Linked DNA regions of Homo sapiens: region 1 is linked to region 2. A link is a loop called in an ENCODE intact Hi-C map of the cell type or tissue named here. Cell type or tissue: tibial artery. All regions are shown on one strand. Links, peaks and the distances in the headings refer to the core of each region. The heading gives the core; the rest is flanking DNA.

Region 1 (10,964 bases), core at 4,312-6,811, 90 kb after region 2:
TAGATGCTGAAGGTACAACAATGAATAAGAAACTGTTGCCTGTCTGCAGGCTGCTCAAGGATATCTTTATGTTAAGTGAATTTATCCACGTGAAAGTGTGTTTGAGAGTGAAAGAGAATATGCTAACACAATCATGAAAATTACATAATTAAAATATTTATCGAGCAACAAATTGTGTTTTTACTATATTGGTCCTATTGTATTACATTGGCAGTTCTATTAAAAACTTTTAAAAAATAAAATTACTTCTAAAAATTGAAAATAACATACATTCATGCACCTTAAACAATTTTTAAAATTATTTTGTTATATTGACTACCTGAATGCTTTAAAAATGAAATAAACAAAACAATGACTGTGATGCATATTCAGTTGCTTAGCTGCATCTGTCTCTAATATGTTACTAGTATTTTCTTGAAGAGTGCAGTTTTTTCAATAAGCATCTTATTATTTTTAATTTGTTCATCAAATTGTAGTCTGCAAAGTGTTATTTTGGTGGTTAATACATTTGAAATTGTTAACATCCGAAATTGATACTTCTCTATTTTTTTATTTGATAGTATGTTCTCTCCATAGGCACTGAGGTTCCTGGCAAACTCGGAGCCAGTTATGAAGAATAGTCTCAAATCTAATTTCTTCTAATTGAAATGTATAAATATTTTACCCCAATATTGTCACAAGCACTGCTTTTTGCTTTCCTTCAGAGTACAACTTCTTTGACAAATTATTTTGTAGGAAAAAAAGAACTTCTAAAAAAACATAGCCTGAATTTATATACTTTTGAATTTTTTGCCAAATATAAATCCTGCAAAATCTAAGAGTTCTCAATATCTTTCAATTCCAGACGTCAATATAAATTATCAAATTAAAAATTGGAGCTCCATCAAAATATTCTTTCTACAAGTCAAGATACTCAAAATTTATTCCTGTACACACTGTTTGAGTTCCCCATAATTTCTTCAGTTTCTCCTTGGTTTTGTAGAAATAAGGTTTTTTGGTTTTTGTTTTTGAGACAGGGTCTCGCTCTGTCACCCAGCCTGGAATGCAGTGATGTGATCTCGGCTTGCTGCAGCCTTGACCTCCCAGGCTCAAGTGATCCTCCCACCTCAGCTGCCTGAATAGCTGGGACCACAGGTGTGCACCACCACGCCTGGGTAATTTTTAAAATTTTTTTGTAGAGATGGCATCTCCCTATGTTGCTCAGGCTGGTCTCCAACTCCTGGGCTCAAGTGATCCTTCCACCTTGGCCTCCCAAAATTCTGGATTAATGCATTTAACATTTTCAATATTATAGGCTTTCTTTTTTAAATCAACTTTTTCTTTTAGAATAATTTTAGAGTTACATAAAAACTGTAAAAGTAGTACAAAGAATTCCTGTATATCCTTCACCCTGTTTCTCCTTTTGTTAACATCATGCTTTAACCATGGTACACTTGTCATAACTAAGAAATCGACACTGGTACATTGCTATTAACTAAATTCCACCCTTTATTCTGATTTCATTAGTTTTTCCCTAACGTCCTTTTTCTGTTCCAGGATCTCATCCAGGATACCTCATTACATTTAGTCATCATATCTCCTTAGTCTCATCTTAGTCTGTCTTTATTTTTGATGACCTTGATAGTTTTGAAGAGTACTGGTCAGATATGTTATAAAATGTTCTTTGATTTTTGTTTGATGTTTTTCTTATGGTGCACTGGAGTTATGGGATTGGGAGAATACCACAAAGGTGAAATGCCTTCCTCATCACATGGTGTCAACATACCATAGCACTAGTGATGTTAACCATGATCACTTGCTGAAGGTAGTGTTTGCCAGGTTTCTCTACAATAAAGTTATTATTTTTCTTCCTTTTCATGCTCTATTTTTGGAAGAAAATCATGAAGCCCAGCCCATACTCAAGGAGGAGGGAATTATACTTCCATTCCAGGGGAACTGTATATATGTATTCAGTGCAGATTCATGTATAATCATACTATGCTTTCAGTAATAATCCAACATTATTATTATTTTGTTTTTCAAATTATTCCAATGTGGCCACTGGGAGCTCTTTCAGGTTGGCTCTTTAGTCCCTTCGGCATGCCTTTATCCTTTGTTTTAGGGGTTCTTCCTTGCTTCCTGGGGCTACAAATGCTTCAAGCTCATCTTATATTTTCCCTGTTCCAATCCTAGCCGAAACTGAGAGTTGCTGACATCAACCATTTCTCTAAGGACCCCTGGTTGCTTTTATTGGAGAATGATATTTAGAAAGCAACATCTGGGATCTGGGTGCAGGCTTTCTTTTTAATAATTTCAACTCAGTAAATGCTGCCAAAGCTGACTTTTTGGCATTACATTCACAGAATGGTTTAATGATTGATAGATGTACAGTTGACTTTTTAATATACTAAAAGGTTAAAAAGCTCATTTACAAAAAGTTGAACGCTGTTGTAGAACATTAACATTGATTTGCAAAGTAGTTCTTCAAAGGCTAAAACACTTGTAAATTCAATTGATGATGGGAAGAAAAGAGATAAAGTGCAATTTGCCATGTCAAAGCTTGTTTTATTATTCAACATCAACTTCATAGCAAATATTTTATGACATTAACCATGTAAGATATGTTAAACTCTTTAAACTGCAACAACTACAGACTCTATTTTAACAGATATGATATCATAGTTTGTTTGAATACAATTATGGTTTATCCGTACATGACAAACAGCTTCAAATTTATTTCTTCTCCATAGATTTTTATATTAATACAAATGTTATATTTACCACAAAGCCTTGCTCCACCAAAATTTAAATTCATGTCATTACCACAAAACAAATACTTTCTCTGTAATGTTAAACATTTTATCTAAGTTTCCAATAGCTTCAGAAAGTTGTCATTTGTTTCACTTTTTCAGAATGCATTTCCAAAACTTTATGCTTAGGAGTTTATGCTGAACAATATGAAAAACCAAAAATGAATTTAAGCAAATCAGATCTTCCTGTTTGAAATTCCCTCTTGCAGGAGTTTGGAGAATTGGTTTGTTGGGACAAGGAATGAGCAACTTATTCAGTAATTTATGGGGGAAAATGAAGACAGCCTGAGTTAAGACAGTGGCTATGGAGATGGAGAAGTGAACTATCTCAGTAGATGTAAAGGTACTACATTTAACTGAATTTGGTGCCTACATAGATGTGTGAAGTGAGAGAGAGGGAGTAAAGCATGACTTCTAGGTTTCCAATTTGATAACGAGGTGGTTAACAGAACCATTAATGAGATGAAGAATAAAGGATGAGAAGACTTGGTAAATAACTGTAATCTCAGCACTTTGGGAGGCCGAGGTGGGCGGATCAGTTGAGGCCAGGAGTTCGAGACCAGCCTGGCCAACATGACAAAACCCCATCTCTACAAAAAAATACAAAAGTTAGCAGGGTGTGGTGGTGCACTCCTGTAATCCCAGCTACTTGGGAGGCTGAGGCACGAGAATCACTTGAACCCAGGAGGCAAAGGTTGCAGTGAGCTGAGATCATGCCACTGCACTCTAGCCTGGGCAATAGAGCAAGACTTCATCTAAAAAAATAAAATAAAAGACTTGGTAGAAAACATGAAGGAATGGGGAGTTCAGGTTTAGACAAGCTGCCTAGAGATATTGTTTCAGGAGTATATTCTTCAGTATATAATTGATAATTGAAGCCATAAAAGAGGTCACATGGGGTTGTATAGAGAGAAAATAAGTCTAAGGAAGAATTCCAGCAACACTTAAAGGGTTGTCAAAGGAGCCTGGGAAAGAATGAGCCAACACACAGAGAGGAAACATCTCTGAATGAGTAAAACAAAAACAAACAAACAAAAAAATGAAGGTATTTGTGTCCCATGTGAAAGCCTGCCAAAGAGTAACCTCTGCAAAGGAGAATTTTAATAATCAAGTAGATAGAATGACCTGTCCTGTGGATACCAGTCAGTCTCTTTCTTTCCTGCCACTTCTGTCATTGGCCAATGGGCTCATTAACAAAGTAGCCATGATGGCAGAGATGGTGGTTATGCATGAGCTCGGCAACATGGACTTCTACTCACCAAAGTCAACTTGGATATGGCCACAGTTGAGTGCCCAATCTGCCAGCAGCAGAAACCAACACTGAACACCAATATGACACCATTCCCCATGGTTATCATCCAGCTACCTGGAGGCAAGTTGATTTCACTGAACCAGTTCCATCATGGAAGGGGCAGTGTTTTGTCCATACTAAAATAGAAACTTACTTTGGATACAAACTTGCTTTTCTCACCTGCAATGCTTCTCTGCCAAAACTGTCATCTGTGGATTCACAGAATGCCTTATCCACCATCATGGTTTTCCACACAGCATTGTTTCTGATCCAGAAACTCACTTCACAGCAAAAGAGGTGCAGCAGTGAGCCCATGCCCTCACCAATGCAGGTGGACATTATCCCATTCATTGAGGGCTTGCACAGAACAAATAGGTGGACTAATGGTGAATTCACTGTCCCCGTTTGAGCTGGGGCATCTGTCTTCTCCTGCCCCTGGACATTGGAGCTCCTGGTTCTCCGGACTTAAGGAATTAGACCAGGAGTTACACCACCAGTTCTCCTGGTTCCCAGCTTGCAGATGCCAGACCGTGGGGCTTTTCAGTCTCCACAATCATTATATGAGCCAATTTCTATGATAAGTCTTTATCTATCTCTATATCTATCTAGCTCTAATCTAATCTATGTATCTACCATCTACATTCTATTCATTCTGTTTCTCAGGAGAACCCTAACACAGAAGGGTTGCAGGATGGACTATGGAACATGGAAAACAGGAAAAAAGAGAAGGGCTCAAGAGACTGTGATCTCTGAGAAAGCACACCTTTGCTGTAACAGCAAAGAGGGAGAGATAGATGTTTGTGGTCAGAGAACAGAGTTTAAGATTTATGAGGTGGAGAAGTTCAGGGTAATAACCAGTTCTGGGATAGGACCTGGATTATGTTTGACCTATGTATAATGTCAAGATAGAGATTATTAAAAGACACTGAGGAAATTGCCATTATTCACCTTTTCAGGTGTATCCTAACTGGGGGCCTAACATAATGTCATAAATTAGGGTAAGAAATGTATTTTAAAATTGTCATGTAGTCTCTTTGTCAGTAAGCAAAGTTTGCCTTAGCCCATGTGATTGACCAAAAACCACTTGTAGGTCCTAAAATTTGAATGAATAAATAGAAGTTAGGAATCACATGCCTGTGTGCAATCTAATGGCTTGAGCTGGCACTTAGTTGGCACTGCCACCAAGTGGCCAGTCGGGAGAACTGCATTTGGTGTTAGAGCTAGTTCTCAATGAGGTATTTGCCGTTCTGAGATCCGACTCTCAAGCTCTGGAGCTACCAACTCTCCAGGGAAATATTTGTGTGACAGCTTTCCAGTGAAATGTGCAATCTGTCAATCCTTTAGATGAGAAAGTACTTAAAGGATGTAGCTTGATGGATGAACTACTCTAGCATAGTCACAGTTTTTTCTCTGACAATTTGGGAAAAGGTTGTTTTCAGAATAACTGTACACTTATAAAAACAGAGACTCCAAACATTGAAAAACAGAAAAAGTAAGCATATTTGATGATACCCTTTCTATATACAGACCTGAGTCTTCAGATCCTTGCAAATTTCTCAACGGGGAAGGACATTGCAGCATGGCAGACCACATGGATATACACGGGGAAGCATCATGAGCATGGTCTGTCCATTGCCTTTTGCCTGTGTCTTGTGTAATGGAGCCATTTTTACTAAATACACGAGGACACTATGTACCTTTGAAATACATACTTGAAAGACAAAAAGGTGAAATTGGTCAGGATTGAGAAGCAAAGAGTAAACCAGTGGACCTGGTCCAATATCTCCTTGACTCTACTGTGGATCTTCATTAAAATTAGGAAAAAAAATGGTGATTGGGAGATGAATAGCTACCTTCATTTACAAAACAAATTCCACAACTATTAATATTTATTGAGTACTTACCATGGGCCAGGTAAGTACTTCCTATATAAGGTAACATCCATAGTGCTTACCATGTTCTAAGTGATGGAGACACAGTAATAAACAAAAGAGGCCAAAGTCCCTGCCCTTGTAGAGCTGACATTCCAGTAGACTGAGGTAGATATGATTACCCCTGCACCACAGATGAAGAAGCTGAAGCTCAGAAATGTAGCAAGTAATTGACCGAATGAGGTATTAGGCACTGGTGTGTTCTACAACAAAATCTGTGGTTGTTATTTTTATGCTAGGAGCAAGGAGGTGTAATCTCTGACCCTTTGTTACACCTGAGAACTGTGCCATAATGATCATTACAGAAGGCTTTCAGACATACACAATATCGTTGGCACCTGAAATCTTTCTTTAAACTTACCTTATGAGAGTCCGTTTTGCTAAGTGTCTCCACATTCTTCTGTGACTTTTTTTAAAATTATACTCTTTAGCTGCTGATGAGGTGGGCACAGCGGCCGTTGGCAGCTGCTGCTTTGGGTTGCTTTGTCAATCTCTGCCCCGGTCTGATGTTTTCTACAGGGAGATGCCTTGGATCCAGGTTCAGGGATTAAATAAACTTGTCAGCTGAAGATGAAAAAAAAAATTATACTCTTTATTACATTATATTGAAATTAACTTGTGTATGTCTGTCTCCCTCATTGAATTGTGGGCTCCCTAGAGCAGAACCATGTCTTATTTATCTTTATAACCAAATCAAGTTCAGGCACTGGCAAGAGTAGGAACCAGTGGTACAGAATTTGCAAACACTAGCATCTTTGAAATGCCCCATTGACTAGCAGTTTCTGCCCACCTCAAACCCATTGCTGTATCCTGATCAGTTCCTGACAAATTCTTGTTGGCTTGAACTTGTTTGAGCTTTAGTCTGTATAGGGGGAATGGAACTGCCAATGGAAAGAGAGATAGACTACGAAATCTCACTTTTCAAGTGGATATCTTTTCTTCTGTGAGTATAATACCTCTAAATAGCCTGAAGGACAGAGCTCTCTGCTACCACTTATGATCACATAGTGCTTTGCATTGGATAAATTATTTTTACATTAATCACATTTGTTGCCTTATGAGGTGGGTAGGGCAAGTTTTACTTCCTCATTTTATCCATAATGAAGTTGAGGCTCAAAAACATTAAATGACTTCCCTCAAAGCACACAACTTACACAAGGGGCCTTTAGACTTGATTCCAATCCATACCTAGACCCATTACATAGATCTGTCTTCCCTACTGTACTGCTACTATGAATTTTATCAATTCCACTATAAACATGTTTTATAATCTGGAATTTGTCAAATACAGTATGCCTTTGTTATTAGATAGTGGAGCTATTTTTACTCAATACACAAGGACACAATGTATCTTTGAAATAAAGAGATGAAATTCACCAAGATTGAGAAACAGTAAACCAGTGAGTTCTCTTCAATTTCCCTTTGGATTTATGGTGGTGCTACACTAAAACTGAGTAAATTAAATCATTCTCTGAATATCTATTCCAGTAAAATGAAGGTCATTTATAAATTATTTATAAATCATTATAATTCAAAAATAATTCAAAAAACAAATGTAAATATTAAATGCAGGCATTTAAACATTTCACTCTCAAAGAATGAATGCATGGGAGGTAAAGGATATGAGGCTAATTTGATGGGGACATGAAATGGTAAAACCTTAGAATTCTGAGCTACTGCCCCCCAAGAAAGATATTAATGTGCACACAGGAAATTTCATGGCACCCACATTTCTGCTCTGTTTTCAGCTGTTATCTCAAAGACAAAGGGAGCAGACTATAACACTCCCATCCCTTTCCCACAGGGTGAGCAGGACTAATAGGTGGCTGCCCCGTTAATCCATTACACTGGCATAAGATATAACTAATAGTCCCACCAGAACAGTAGGCATTAATTGGGATTGTCCCAGATAAACTGAGATATATGGTAACCCTTGTAATAAGAGCATGCATTTCCCAGAGCATTTGGGGAGGTAATTATCCCTATAAACTCTGAAGCCAAAGCGAAACTTGTGCAAATTAATTGAGACTGAAAACCAGCCCTGGTATTTCTACCTTAGCCCAAGAAGCACTGGAGACATAGCAGAGGGTTACGGAACCTGATGCAGCAGGAGAAATACAGAGTGGATTAAGCCAAAGACAGTTCATTTAAATTTGTTTCCTCAAAGTTTCTCATAATTCCTAAGGATGGAGTTGGATATTAACATCCACTTTCTCTATTTATATTATACATAGTTTATTATCTATAACTAGGCTTAGGAAAACTGTTTAGTAGAGTATGTAGTTCTCATTCCAAATATTAAAGGCAGTAGTTCACAGTGAATCGTGGTGATTGTCTCTCTTAGAACCCAAGGTAAAGCACCCTTCATGTTTTTTCAAAGAATAAAAACTAGGCTGTATACCTCAACTCACTAACACATCACAATTCTGCTAGCCAACATGAGCAAACTCATAAAAATGACTTACTTTAAGAATACTCAATTAACATGTCTTACTTCTATCTTAAGAATGCATATCATACTTTCATTTCATTTGCACTGTAACTATTCATGTGTTTATTTTCACCACAAGATTTGAAGGTCCTCATTGGCAGGGATGATATCTTGTTCATCTTTGTACCCCTAGTATCTGGAATAATTCTCCAAGCATTTTATTATTGGAAATAAATGTCTTTTAAAAGTACCACTTATAAAATGAAAGATTTTTAAAATGAAAGAATTTTACTAACGCTTTAGTTAATAGATAGCACCTTACCATAGACCAGCCAGCTAGGGGCAAATATAGTGAGAAGAAAGAAGTCCACTTAGAAGAAGGAAGAAAAGTATAAAAGGTCAACTGATTTTTCACTTTGTTTTAAGACATTCCAGGTCATAATGTTTTATGCTTACTGAGACAGCTTATATGATAAGCTATGACCATTCTTCAAGAAGTTGGAAAGAAATAAATTCTTGTACAAACATCACTGCCAATGGTGTTGAACATGAGCACCTGTGTTTGAAATGAAAGCACAGGCCAAGGCCCCTTAGGGAATATAAACAGATATCAACAATGCATCATAGTTACCAAATTAAATGAAAAAGGAGGTGTTTTCTATATGTTTCCTGAAACCCATGTGTTTTCTTTTGTGCTTGAAAGCAGTCCCAAGCCTTGGCATTGTGACTAAGCTTGAAAAAGAATTCTCCTGAAAGTGCTCCCCATTTCTCAAAAATTAAGAGAAAAAGAGATCAGCCAGTATTTTAGGTTATTCATTCTCATTTTTAACACCAACATAGCTGCTAAGTAATTTTAATAGCAAATATTAGTCATGTTATTTGAAAAAAAGAATTTAATTAAAATTGATCAATATAATTCATTGGTCATTTACTTAAAAAATGAATGTTCTTTATACTGATTATAAAATCATTCTGAAATTTGGCTAGCACCAGAAGTGGAAAATAATTCTTACTCATTTAGAAATTTAGAGCCATACCAGACAAGTCACTGATGTGAAATTCAGCAGCCATGAGAAGGTAAATGGGGATTTACTAGTAAGTAAACTTTATGAATCTGATTGATTGGTAAGGCTTGAAAATCATTGTCAGTTGTTCTAAGAGTTCATCCACGTTTCTTAATAGCAAGTTTAGGACTTAGGCAAACTGCTCTTCTTTGTTTTTTTTTTTTTAATCTAAAGTGTATATTTTATATAATATTATTATAATATAAAGGTAAAAAATGAAATGAGTTTGGGAAGTAATGAAATAATGCAGTCCTTCTCAGAGCCTTTAATATATTAATGTGGGTTATGACTCTGAGAAGAGGGAGTTATATGTGTCCCAAACTCTTTTGACTATTATATTAGTTATCTACAGCCACAATAATTCCAGATGGCAAACCACACCAAAATTCAGTGTCTCAGAACAATCTTCATGTATTCTCACAGAGCTGAAGTTTGACTGGAACACTTCTGCTTCAAGCAGCAGGCCTGGGAATTTGTGTTTTCTATGCTTCTCTCATCCTCCTTGGCCTAGCAGGCTAGCCAGGACATGTTCTTCTTGGACAATGCCAGAGGTACAAAAGAGGCAGTGAAAATGCACTAAGTTTCTTAAGTCCTACTCCTAAAATTGTCATACTGTGTCTGTAATCCATATTCAACTGGACAAAGCAAGTCACATAGCCAAGCCCAAAGTCAGGGAGTGATGAAATATGCTCCATCCATGGTGAGGCCATTGCAAGGAGTGGATCCAAGGAGGGGTTAAAGAGCTAGGACCAACAATTGTCTCACAACAAAACTCTTTGTTTATGGATCATCTCATGGAACTAGTGCTCCACAGAACACACTTTTGGAAACACTGCAATATCTCACTGCTTTTTATGCAATGCTTATGTTAGTGGGCACAAAATGACATCTGACTAACTTTCTGAGAATTTCCTAATTCAGGCTAATTTCCTGAGATGCTGCAGCCTGAGAGACAATTTAAAATATTATAATCTAAATGGAACCCACTACTAGATTCCTAGCAGAAATTCTTCTTGTTAATAGGTCTTTAAAATCCCTTCTGTTGTGAAAACTCAATGAAAATTCAGCTTATAGAGTCAATATGGACACAGCGGGTTCAGTTTAGAGAGAGATCATTTTCCTAGAGAGCCTCAGTCAGGATTCTGCAAAGGATTTTGGAGGGAATCAGATGCTTTGATAGGAGTGGATGATTAAGACTAAGTTCTCAGAGACTGTGCTTCGAGGAAGTGCAGAGCCAAAGACCAAGCTGGGTAGCAGATGATTGCAGAGACAAGTAATATCCCAGCCCAGGCCAGTGAGGAGCTCAAGAACAGCCTGGGTCCTCAGAAGAAAGCCATGCCAAGTCAGCAGAGAGATGTTCCTGAACAATCCCTTAATGAGAAGGAATAGAGATCAGGACCTGCTGCGGACACTCTGCAGTCCATGGTATATACACGTTTGGAACACAATAAGCCTCAT
Region 2 (10,964 bases), core at 5,059-7,558:
GTTTCAAGAGAAGAAAATATTATATATTTGGAGACAGAAACTTGAATTATAAGCAACTAGAAAAGAATACAAGAGCTTTAGAGTAGCCAAAAATTACATATACTGAACTCATCTGTTTCTAGGGAACAGTATTAAGGATCATGTAATATAAAAATATATGAGATGGTTTCTGTTCTTTACAGGACTTAAAATTTTAGAGGGAAAAGGTATAAACATTTGGAAAAGTAATTAACAATAAAAGATGTAAATAACAATTCAAGGCAGATATAGATAAGAAGTTAAAGGTAGTACCTAAGATTTCCTGAATGAGTGGTACAAATACAAAACTATAAAAGTTATTTAGAAGAAAATGTATTTATTAGTTGGGGTATAGACAAGACTACTACAAAAGAGAGTTATAAAAATTAGGCAAAACTACTGTAAAAGAAAGAGAGTTCTAAGAATTTAAAGGCTTAAACACTACAGGAAAGACAGTCCAGTGAAGGTATGTAACTTGACTTCACTGGGTCATCCGGGAACCCGAAGCTCCTTCTACTTAGTCGCTTCACTGTCCACAGAGTATTGTTTTGCTTATGGTGATACTAGCACCTGGGAACGCTAAATCAAACATCTCATGGCTCAACACACTCAGCTCTCATGTGCATTAAGTCTGGAGAGTGACCTGGGAGGGGTTGTGGGAAGGTTGGGCACCTACTCCATGCAAACATTTGGAGACCTAGGTCGACTGAGGCTCTATAATCTTCTGTGTGGTTCTGGATCCTGGGCTTGTGACATCCAGTATTTATTGCTTGTGCAAATTAGGAGTCTCAAAACATATTTTTAAATTTTTGTTTTATTTTTGTTGTTTCATAGACAAAATTCTCTCCATACCTTAGCAGGTTTCTAACTTATTTATTCCTGTCAGCTCCAGGGGTAGGCAGAATTCTAAGATGGCCCTCAAGATTCCTGCCTCATGGCATGCATGCTTTATATAATGCCACCTCCTTGAGTTTAAGCAGACCTGTGAATATCATGAGGCATTATTTCCGTGATTAGGTTATTAATCAATTGACTTTTGAGTTAATCAAAAGGAAGATTATGTTGGGTGTAGTAGCTCATGCCTGTAATCCCAGCACTTTGGGAGGCCAAGGCAAGAGGATCACTTGAGCCCAGGAGTTCAGGGCTGCAGTGAGTGAAGATCACACCACTGTACTCTAGCCTGGGTGACAGAGCAAGACCCTGTCTCTAAAAAGAGAAAAGAGGGAGATTTTTCAGGGTGGGCCTGACATAATCAGGTGAGTCCCTCAAGGGCCCTTTCTAAAGTCAGAGAAATTCTACATAGGGAGGATTCCCCACTGCTGGTTTTGCAGATGGAGGGAACCACCTGCAAGGACCTGAGAGCATCCTCTAGGAGCTGAAAGCAACCCCCAGCTGACAGCCAGTAAGGAAGTGAGGACCTCAGTCTTCCAACATCAAGGAGCTGATTCTGCCAACAACCAGTGATTTGGGAAATGAAACTTGAGCCTCAGATGAGACCAATATCTTAATTGTAGTCATGTGAGAGCTGAGCAGATAATCTGGCTACACTTCTGGTCTATGGAACTGGGACAAACCTTGTTCAAAGCTGCTAAATTTATGTTAATTTCTGACGTAGCAATAGAAAGCTAATGAAATTCATGTTTCTAGATATAATTATCGAGCTCAGATTCTTGCTTTTCTCCTTACCCTCATACCTTTTTTTTTCTCTCTCAATTTAAAGCATCTTCCTTGAGGGCACCAGACTTAGGAAGAAAGGCCACAATCTTAATATGGTATTTTCCTCAAGGCTAAGTATTCACAAGCTTTTCTTACTTAAAAGCTTTTAAAGTTTTGCATCTTCTCGTTTAGGACCTATGAGTCATTGGCATTTCCAATCCCTCTAAGTCCAGTTTCTGGACTGACTTTATTCCCTATCCCTTCTCTTGCAAATGTGCTAATTCTTGCTTGTGTTCTTCCCTTTTCTTGTATAACCTTGTGTAATAAAGCCAGTTACAACTATACACACTACTAATATTTTATTTTCTAACTGCATTTGAAATTCTGAAAGAATAATTTTTAAGAAAAATATAAATTACAATAATTTTCTACTTTAAAAAGACAATAACTTTTACAAATTAATAATATAACAAAATGACAGTTTTGAAAGAACAATCTTGAAAACATAGCATTAGGCTCAGAAAGATTTTTGTCCAAATTCATTAAAACCCACAAAGAACAATTAGTCTCATGCTATTTGTACACACTTCCAGAACAGAAAGGAAAAGGAAACTTCCAATTTTTTGAAAGCAATTATAACCTTAATTCCAAAACCTGACAAAGAGAGAATGAAGATGAAGAATATAGAGATAAAGAAAAAACTTTTGAGTTTGGTATATAATAAAAAAAATTTGACAAAATATATAGTTTTGAATGTAGATGCAAAAATCTTAAAATACAATTCTGCAATATAACAACAAAAACCCAATCACCACAAGAGATATACTTCAGTACCATTGAGTATTGTTTAATATTAGCATTGGTTAGTGATATGGTTTGGCTCTGTGTCCCCACCCAAATCTCATCTTGAATTGTAATAATCCCTAAATGTCAAGGGCGGGACCACGTGGAGATAACTGAATCATGGAGGTGATTTCCTCTATGTTGTTCTCATGATAGTGAGTGAGTTCTCATAAGATCTGATGGTTTCATAAGGGTTTTCCCCCTTCACTTGGCTCTCATTCTCTCTCCTGCCGCCCTGTGAAGGGGTGCCTTCCACCATGATTGTAATGTCCTGAGGCCTCCTCAGCCACACAAAACTGTGAGTCAATTAAACCTCTTTCCTGTATCAATTACCCAGTCTCCAGTATGTCTTTATTAGTAGTATGATAATGGACTAATACAATTAGCAAGATGAAAATACATCTTATTATACAAATGGGTGGGAAAAGGAAAGATCTTGATAGATTTCAAAAAAAAGATGACATTTAAAATTTATATCTGATTAAAATTCTCAATAACATAGAAATATAACATATTTCTTTATTGTGCGGGAGAGGTGGAAATCTATTTCCAACCAACAGCCCATGTCACGCTTGATGGGAGGACACCGAGGAGAGTATCAGGAATATTTATCTCCATTATTATTTAACAAAGTAATGGAAGTTCAAGTCAAAGTTATTTTAGACAAAAAGTTGCAAATATGATTATAATTTGCAAGTAATATAATTACATACTTGAAAGCTTCCATTAATTGAAAAAATATTAAAAGTAATTTATTAAAAAGTTATGGGTAAGACAACAGACCTTTTAAATACACAAAAATATTTTAAATATCAATAATTAGTCAAAATATAATAGTTAAAAGTCTTATTTATAACAACACAAAAATAAATACCTAAAATATACTTACTAAATGTGGAAGATGTATGATGATATAATGTTCTTTGGAAATCATTTAATAAAGTTTGAAGTACTATTAGCAACAAAAAGACACTTGGGACACTTTGCTAATCAACTGGAAACCTCATAATTTTTACCATAATGTATTCCATCTGAATTAGAAATTAACTGAAAAAAAACTACAATAAAGGATTGATGAGTGTTTTTTTTTTTTACAAATTTTAGTATGAGTATAGACTTCTTTAGCTTGACTTCAAAGGCAGATTCCTTCAAAGGGAAAGATTAGTAGATTTTATTTTTAAAAATGTTAAAACAGTCATCTTCAATGGAGAGGAGGTAGGGATCAGAAGGCTCGATTATCTTTCCTAAGGATGTAAGCATATCGGAATCTCTGTGTGTGTGTGTGTGTGTGTGTGTGTGTGTGTGTGTGTGAGAGAGAGAGAGAGAGAATTCTAAAATCACTCTTGTTTTGTGTAATTTTTAATTTTTATTTTTTATAACTGTCACTTATTGAGTGTTTAATATGTTCCAGGCAATATTCACATGAGGTAGGCATCATTATTTTCATTTTACAGAAGAAGATTGAAATCTAGAGAAGTTATTGTCATCATTATTATCAGAACCAAGGTAACATTATTACTAGACTGCATATTCTGCATATTGTACTAAGTACTTTACAAAGATTCTCATTTATTTAATTCTCACAGTGATTATCTGAGCAGGAATAATTAATACTCTAATATTCAGATAAGAAATCTCAGGCTGAGAGGTGAAATAATTTGACCAGCTTGTAAGTGCCAGCCTATAATTAAAGCCTATGTCTTCCTTCACTCACCCCTCCTCCACCAGCCAGGGCTCTGAAGCATTAGTTATGCTACTGAAATTGTAAAAATCTCAAATAATCTTAAGAACAGAAATGAGATTTTTCTGTTTTTCAGAAACAGATATTTACTAAAAAGTGTAAAGAACACATTGACTTACAATTTCTATAAATTCAGTACGTACCAATTAACAATGTTAAAATGTAATGTAAAAATTGGAAAAAAACTATTTGTAACGTGTTTAATAATAAATATTAATTGAAGCCCAAGTCGTTCTGAATGCACAGCAAGGTTGGCAAGAATAATAATGGCAGAACAGTTCACGGGGGTCTTGAGCTTCAGCTGAGCTGGGCTCAATATGCCCAAAGGGGCTTTCTCAGGAAGGTGGAAGGATGGTGCCAAAGGGGGAAGCAGATCCAAATGGAAGAGAAAAGGGGCTGGTACTTCACTATGGCAATGCTCTTCATCAGGCTAGATGGCATCTTCCTGGAGCTGGGCAGAGAGAAGCAGAAAAGGCTGCCCACCTTCAACTGCATGCTGGCCCTGCTCCAGCAAGTGCTCAAGTCTGAGGACCTCCCCCACTACCGAGCCCTGGCCTGGTGTTGCAACAGAATGCTGCTGGAGAGGAAGGACCCCTTATCCATCACCACCATGGGCATCCATACTGTGAGTACTCGGAGACCGACCCTCTGGACTGCTTTGGCAAGGCCTTCGAGATCGCCAAGAACCAACCTCCCATCCTGTATCACCCGGCCAAAATATTCCACTTAGGAAAGCAGGATATGGCCACTGGAACCTGCAACATGGCCCTGAATGTCCTACAAGATCCAGAGCTCAACTGGCAGACATACTGCACAAGGGCTGTGACAGGGTCTCATTCTGTTGCCCAACTGGAGTGCAGCAGCCTGATCATGGCTCACTGCAGCCTAGACCTCCTAAGCTAAAGTGATCCTCCCGCTTCAGCCCCCCAAGTAACTTGGGCTACAGGAGCACACCACCAAGACTGGCTAAATTTTTTGTTTGTAAAGATGGGGTCTCACTATGTTGCCCGGGCTGGTCTCAGGCTCTTAGGCTCAAGCAATCCTCCCACCTCGGCTTCCCAAAGTGCTGGGATTACAGGTGTGAGTCACCACGCCCGGCCCTGTAAGGTTTTTGAGTGAAAGAATGAAGGAGCCTCCACTCGCTGCAGGAATCCCTTCTAGAATGCCTGGTCAATGAGCCTCTAGCCTCTTCTGGATTGGCATGGGTGGAGTCAGACTGACTGGAGTTGAAATCTGGCCTCTCTGTCTTGTGGAACTTGCAGCAAGCCACTTATCCCTCCAAACCTCAGTTCCGAAATCTGTAAGATGTAGATAATAACATCCACCTTAATATGTTGTCAGTGGACTCAGTGAGGTAGCATCTGAAGCACAGTGCCTTGGACATATGAGGTGCTTCTGAAAGGCAGTAGAGATTGTTTAATATAGTGGATCAGAGCTCTGGCTTTGAACACAGACAGCCTTGGTTCAAATCCCACATCACCACTTATGTGCTATGGGACCTTTGGCAAAATACTGTTGTCCAAATTTTGAGCCTCAGTTTCTTCATCTGTAGACTGGAGGTGATAGTATGTCTAATAGAGTTGTTATGATAATTAAATTAGATTCTGTATGATAAACTCAGCTTCAAGCATACAGTAAGAGCTCATAAGTAGCTGACTGCTACTATTAGATATGTTTTCTAATTAACTAACCGTCTCTTGAGGCAGTCCACTGCAGTCATTCAGCTCTGCAAGTTACACATGTAGGTGATAGCTACCTCCCTCTACCTTCTGGCACTGGCCCCAGATCTGCCCTCTGAAACCACCACAGAGCCCATTTGCTTGGAGCACAGACCTGGGGCTCTGAGTTTACTTTGCTGCGAGCTAAAGAGTTCCCCCATCCCCTCCTTTACTCTACTACAGTTCACATGACCTAGTGGCAAATCTGCTCCTAGTCTTGGTCTCAATGGCTTAATTATTTTGCCAGCAAGTATGAGGCAAGAGTGAAATCCTTCACTGTAGTTGATGTGGTTATTATTATAGATAATAATAAAATTAACCATAATAGTAAATAATGATTTTTTTTTTTTTTTGAGACGGAGTCTCACTCTGTCACCCAGGCTGGAGTGCAGTGGCGTGATCTCGGCTCACTGCAAGCTCTGCCTCCCGGGTTCATGCCATTCTCCTGCTTCAGCCTCCCGAGTAGCTGGGACGACAGGCGCCCGCCACTGTGCCTGGCTAATTTTTTTGCATTTTTAGTAGAGACAGGGTTTCACTGTGTTAGCCAGGATGGTCTCGATCTCCTGACCTTGTGATCTACCCGCCTAGGCCTCCCAATGTGCTGGGATTACAGGCGTGAGCCACTGCGCCCGCCCAAATAATAAAATATTTCTAAAAAATAAGTATTAATTGAATGCCTACTGTGTGTGGACATTGTTTTAGTTACTGAGTATAGAGAGAAGAAACAGATAGGTCCCTACCCTTATGAAACTTAATTCTAAAAGTAGGGTTAATACCCTTAAAATCATTAATAAAGAAGAGTAGCAGAGTAGCAACACACTTTCACTACTTCTATTCAACATAGTACTGGCAGGCCTAGCCAGAGCAGTCACACAAGAGAAATAAAAAAAGGGCGTCCAGATTGGACGAGTGAAAGTCAAATAATCTCTGTTTGCCAGTGATATAATCTTATACCTAGAAAACTCTAAAGACTGCTCCAAAAGACTCCTAGATTTGCTAAATGAATTTATTAATAGTAAAGTCTCATGTTACAAAATCAGTGTACACAAATCTGTAGCACTTCTATACACCAATAACAATGAAACAGAGACTCAAATCAAGAAGTCAATCCCATTAACAAAAGCTGTAAAAGAAATAAAATACTCAGGAATATGCTTAACCAAGGAGGTGAAAAAATCTCTATAAGGAGAACTACAAAACTCTCATTAAGGAAATTGTAGATGACACAAACAAAAGGAAAAACATCCCATGCTCATGGATTGGAAGAAGCAATATTGTGAAAATAACCATATTGCCCAAAGCGATCTAGATTCAAAGCAATTCCTATCAAAATACCAATGTCATTTTTCACAGAATTAGAAAAAACAATCCTAAAATTCACATGGAACCAAAAAAGATCCTGAATAAAAAAAGTAATCCTAAGTAAAAAGAACCAATCTAGAGGCATCACATTACCTGACTTCAAATTATACTACAAGGTGATGGTAACGAAAACAGCATGGTGCTGGTATAATGGACCAATGGAACATACCGGAGAACCTAGAAATAAAGCCAAATACCTACAACCAACTGATCTTCAACAAAGCAGACAAAAACATATACTGTGGAAAAAATACTCTATTCAATAAATGGTGCTGAGAAAATTGGAGAGCCACATGCAGAAGAGTGAAACTAGATCCTAGTCTCTCACCATATACAAAAATTAACTCAAGGTGGACTGAAGACTTAAATCTAAGACCTGAAAACCTTAAAGTTTTAGAGCATAATATAGGGAAAATTCTTCTGGACAGTGGCCTATGCAGAGAATCTGTGACTAAGACTCCAAAAACAAATGCAACAAAAACAAAAATAAATAAATGAAACTTAACTAAACTAAAAAGTTTCTGCACTGCCATCTGATCTTTGACAAAGTTGATAAAAACAAGCAATGGGAAAAGGACTTCATATTCAGTAAATAGTGCTGGGATAACTGGCTAGAAATATGCAGAAGGTTGAAACTGGACTCCTTTATTATACCATATACAAAAATTAATGTAAATTAGATTAAAGACTTAAATGTGAAGCCCAAAACTATAAAAATCCCAGAAGACAACCTAGGCAATACCATTCTTGTCATAGGTATGGGCAAAGATTTCGTGACAAAAATGCTAAAACTAATTACAATCAAAGCAAAAATTGATAAATGGAATCTAATTAGACTAAAGAGCTTCTGCACAGCAAAAGAAACTATCGACAGAATAAACAGATAACCTACAGAATGGGAGAAAATCTTTGCAAACTATACATCTGACAAAGATCTAATATCCAGCATCTAGGAAATTAAACAAATTTACAAGAAAAAAATATAAACAACCCCATTGAAAAGTGGGCAAAGGACATGAACAGACACTTTTCAAAAAAAGACAAACATGCATGCAGCCAACAAGCATATGAAAAAAAGCTGAATATCACTCAGCATTAGAGAAATACAAATCAAAACCACAATAAGATACCATCTCACACCAGTCAGAATGGCTTTTATTTAAAACAAAACAAAACAAAACAATACAAAAAACCAGATGCTAGTGAGGTTTTGGAGAAAAAGGAACACTTATACACCGTTGGTAGGAGTGTAAATTAGTTCAACCATTGTGGAAAACAGGGTGGCCATTCCTCAAAGACCTAAAAACAGAACTACCATTTGACCCAGCAATACCATTACTGGTTATATACCCAAAGGAATGTACATCATTCTGTCATAAAGACACATGCATGTGTATATTCATTGCAGCACTACTCACAATTGCAAAGATATGGAATCAACCTAAATGCCCATCAGTGGTAGACTGGAATAATACAGAAAATGTGGTACATATACACCATGGAATACTATGAGGCCAAAACAAAAGAATGAGACTATGTCTTTTGCAGGAACGTGGATGGAGCTGGAGGCAATTATCCTTAGCAAACGAATGCAGGAACAGAAAACCAAATACCGCATGTTCTCACTTACAAGCAGGAACTGAATGATGAGAACACATGCACACATTGAGGGAAACAACACATACTCGGGCCTGTTGGAGGGTAGAGAGTGGGAGAAGGGAGAGCATCAGGAAAAATAACTACTGAGTATTAGGCTTAATGTCTGAGTGATGAAATAATCTGTGCAACAAACCCCCATGACTCAAGTTTACCTATGTAGCAAACTGCACATGTACCCCTGAACTTAAAAGTTTACAAAAAGATTTTTAAAAGAATGGTTACATGTAGAGTTGGAGTTGCTGTGTAAACAATCATACATACTCTACTGGTCAGAGCACAACTGGGCCCAGAAATGGATGGATGTAAAACTGTGCGTACAGGACAGTTACCATCTCTCAAAGTTGGACCTAAGCAACCAACAATAAGGGATCATATAATAAAATAAAATTTACATGTAATGAAACATTCAGTCATTCAACATGAAGATTAGATTGCTATTTATGAAAAGGAAATATGGTTATAAGTGAATACTATCATTATGTGACTAGGAGACTTTGCATATCTAGGTTTTTTGTTGTTGTTATGGTTTTTGTTTTTTTTGCGACAGAGTCTTGCTCTGTCGCCCAGGCTGGAATGCAGTGGCTTGATCTTGGCTCACCGCAACCTCTGCCTCCCAGGTTCAAGTGTTTCTCCTGCCTCAGCCTCCTGAGTAGCTGGGACTACAGGCGCGTGCCACTGTGCCTGGTTAATTTTTGTATTTGTAGTAGAGACCGGGTTTTGCTGGGTGCGGTGGCTCACGCCCATAATCCCAGCACTTTGGGAGGCCAAGGCAGGTGCATATCTAGGTTTTAATAATAATTTATAATTTCTATACTTTTTAGGCTGTATATCTACCACACTAAAGCTCCGTAAATCCAATAATGAACCAGAGACTCCATTCAACTATTGGAATCTTAGCAACAAAATGCTTACAGATAGAAACTTACTGGTCTTGTTATTCTGCTTCTGCTCTCTGGCTAAATCCTATCAAACCTTTTATGTGCAGACACGGGTAAAATATACTAGAATTAGAAGGTATATTTTCAAGCCTTTTCCTCTAGAAAATAATGCAAACCACAATTATTTAACATTTGTTAGCTCCTAAAAATAGAGTCTTACTACTGATGTTTCAAATAGTCATTAAAGATGTGGAAGCTATGAGTCATGCTTGGCAGTTAAATATTTTATTTGCTGCTAGAACTTGGATTATGTCTTTGTATTTCATCAGGTAAGCCAAATATGGCATCATGGGAACAGCTAATTCCCTCTGCTCTCCTCACTGCTGCTATTAAATGATGTTTTTCATAACTACACAAGTGCTAAGGTACTAAGTGAAGCAATTACAACTTTGTTTATATTGGGACTAAGATAATTTGGTAAACTTGGGACTTGCCTAACAGGGGTTACTAGTCTAAATGTTATTCAATTGGCAGATCAACTTAGTATTTTCTTCCCACAAAATTGATTTTTTATAAATTGATTTTTTTAAAAAAAAACTAAAAGATCTACCAATGGTATTGGTATTGCACAGGTAGTCTCAAATATTTAATTAACAAAAGCTCTTTTGAACCTAAAAAAGAGAGTTTCTATTGGACAAATAATAGTGTATTGCCTATGTCCACTTTTTAGCTAGAGAGTGCCACCTGATCTATGACAAGGCATTGGGTTTATGAAGGATGTAGTTTTTAATTATAGGATTGTATAGTTTACCCATCAAAAAAAGATAGATTTTTCTTCCATAACACCCAATTCTGCAAAAAAGAAGCTTAAAGCTGAAAAACCTAGTATGCTTAAGCCTAGCATGCTATCAACAAGCAAAATTCTCAAAAATACACAAATTTAAATTTTGACAATATATAAATTAATATGGTAAATTACTATCTAAAGCTTTTACTTCACCAGTGTTTTACAGTTTACAAAGAGCTTTATGTAGTTCCTACTTGAGATAATTCATAAAACAACTGTTGCAGTTCAGGAGGCTAAGTGCC

What was found. A loop is a pair of places that touch in the nucleus more often than their neighbours do. Peaks named below come from ENCODE experiments on the same cell type or tissue, not always from the same donor. Only the 100,000 strongest peaks of a DNase experiment are listed, where the experiment ranks them.
Region 1: it touches region 2 in a loop (2.3-fold over the local background); 34 of 110 quality-filtered maps call a loop at or near these places.

The regions. Positions count from the first base shown.
Region 1 is chr6:99,996,405-100,007,368 of GRCh38, reverse strand. MCHR2-AS1 (MCHR2 antisense RNA 1) reads right to left here. Exons shown (of 3, transcript NR_038384.1): 2 at 6,373-6,575. Among named protein-coding and RNA genes, the nearest start is that of MCHR2, 7.7 kb to the right of the region's middle. In tibial artery, for the core only: a CTCF peak has its summit at 5,255 (motif pointing left); no DNase peak of the experiment used is centred there; H3K27me3 peaks cover 995 bases.
Region 2 is chr6:100,087,427-100,098,390 of GRCh38, reverse strand. It overlaps the pseudogene LOC100420742. Among named protein-coding and RNA genes, the nearest start is that of MCHR2, 99 kb to the right of the region's middle. In tibial artery, for the core only: no CTCF peak of the experiment used is centred there; DNase peaks (open chromatin) are centred at 5,320 and 6,063.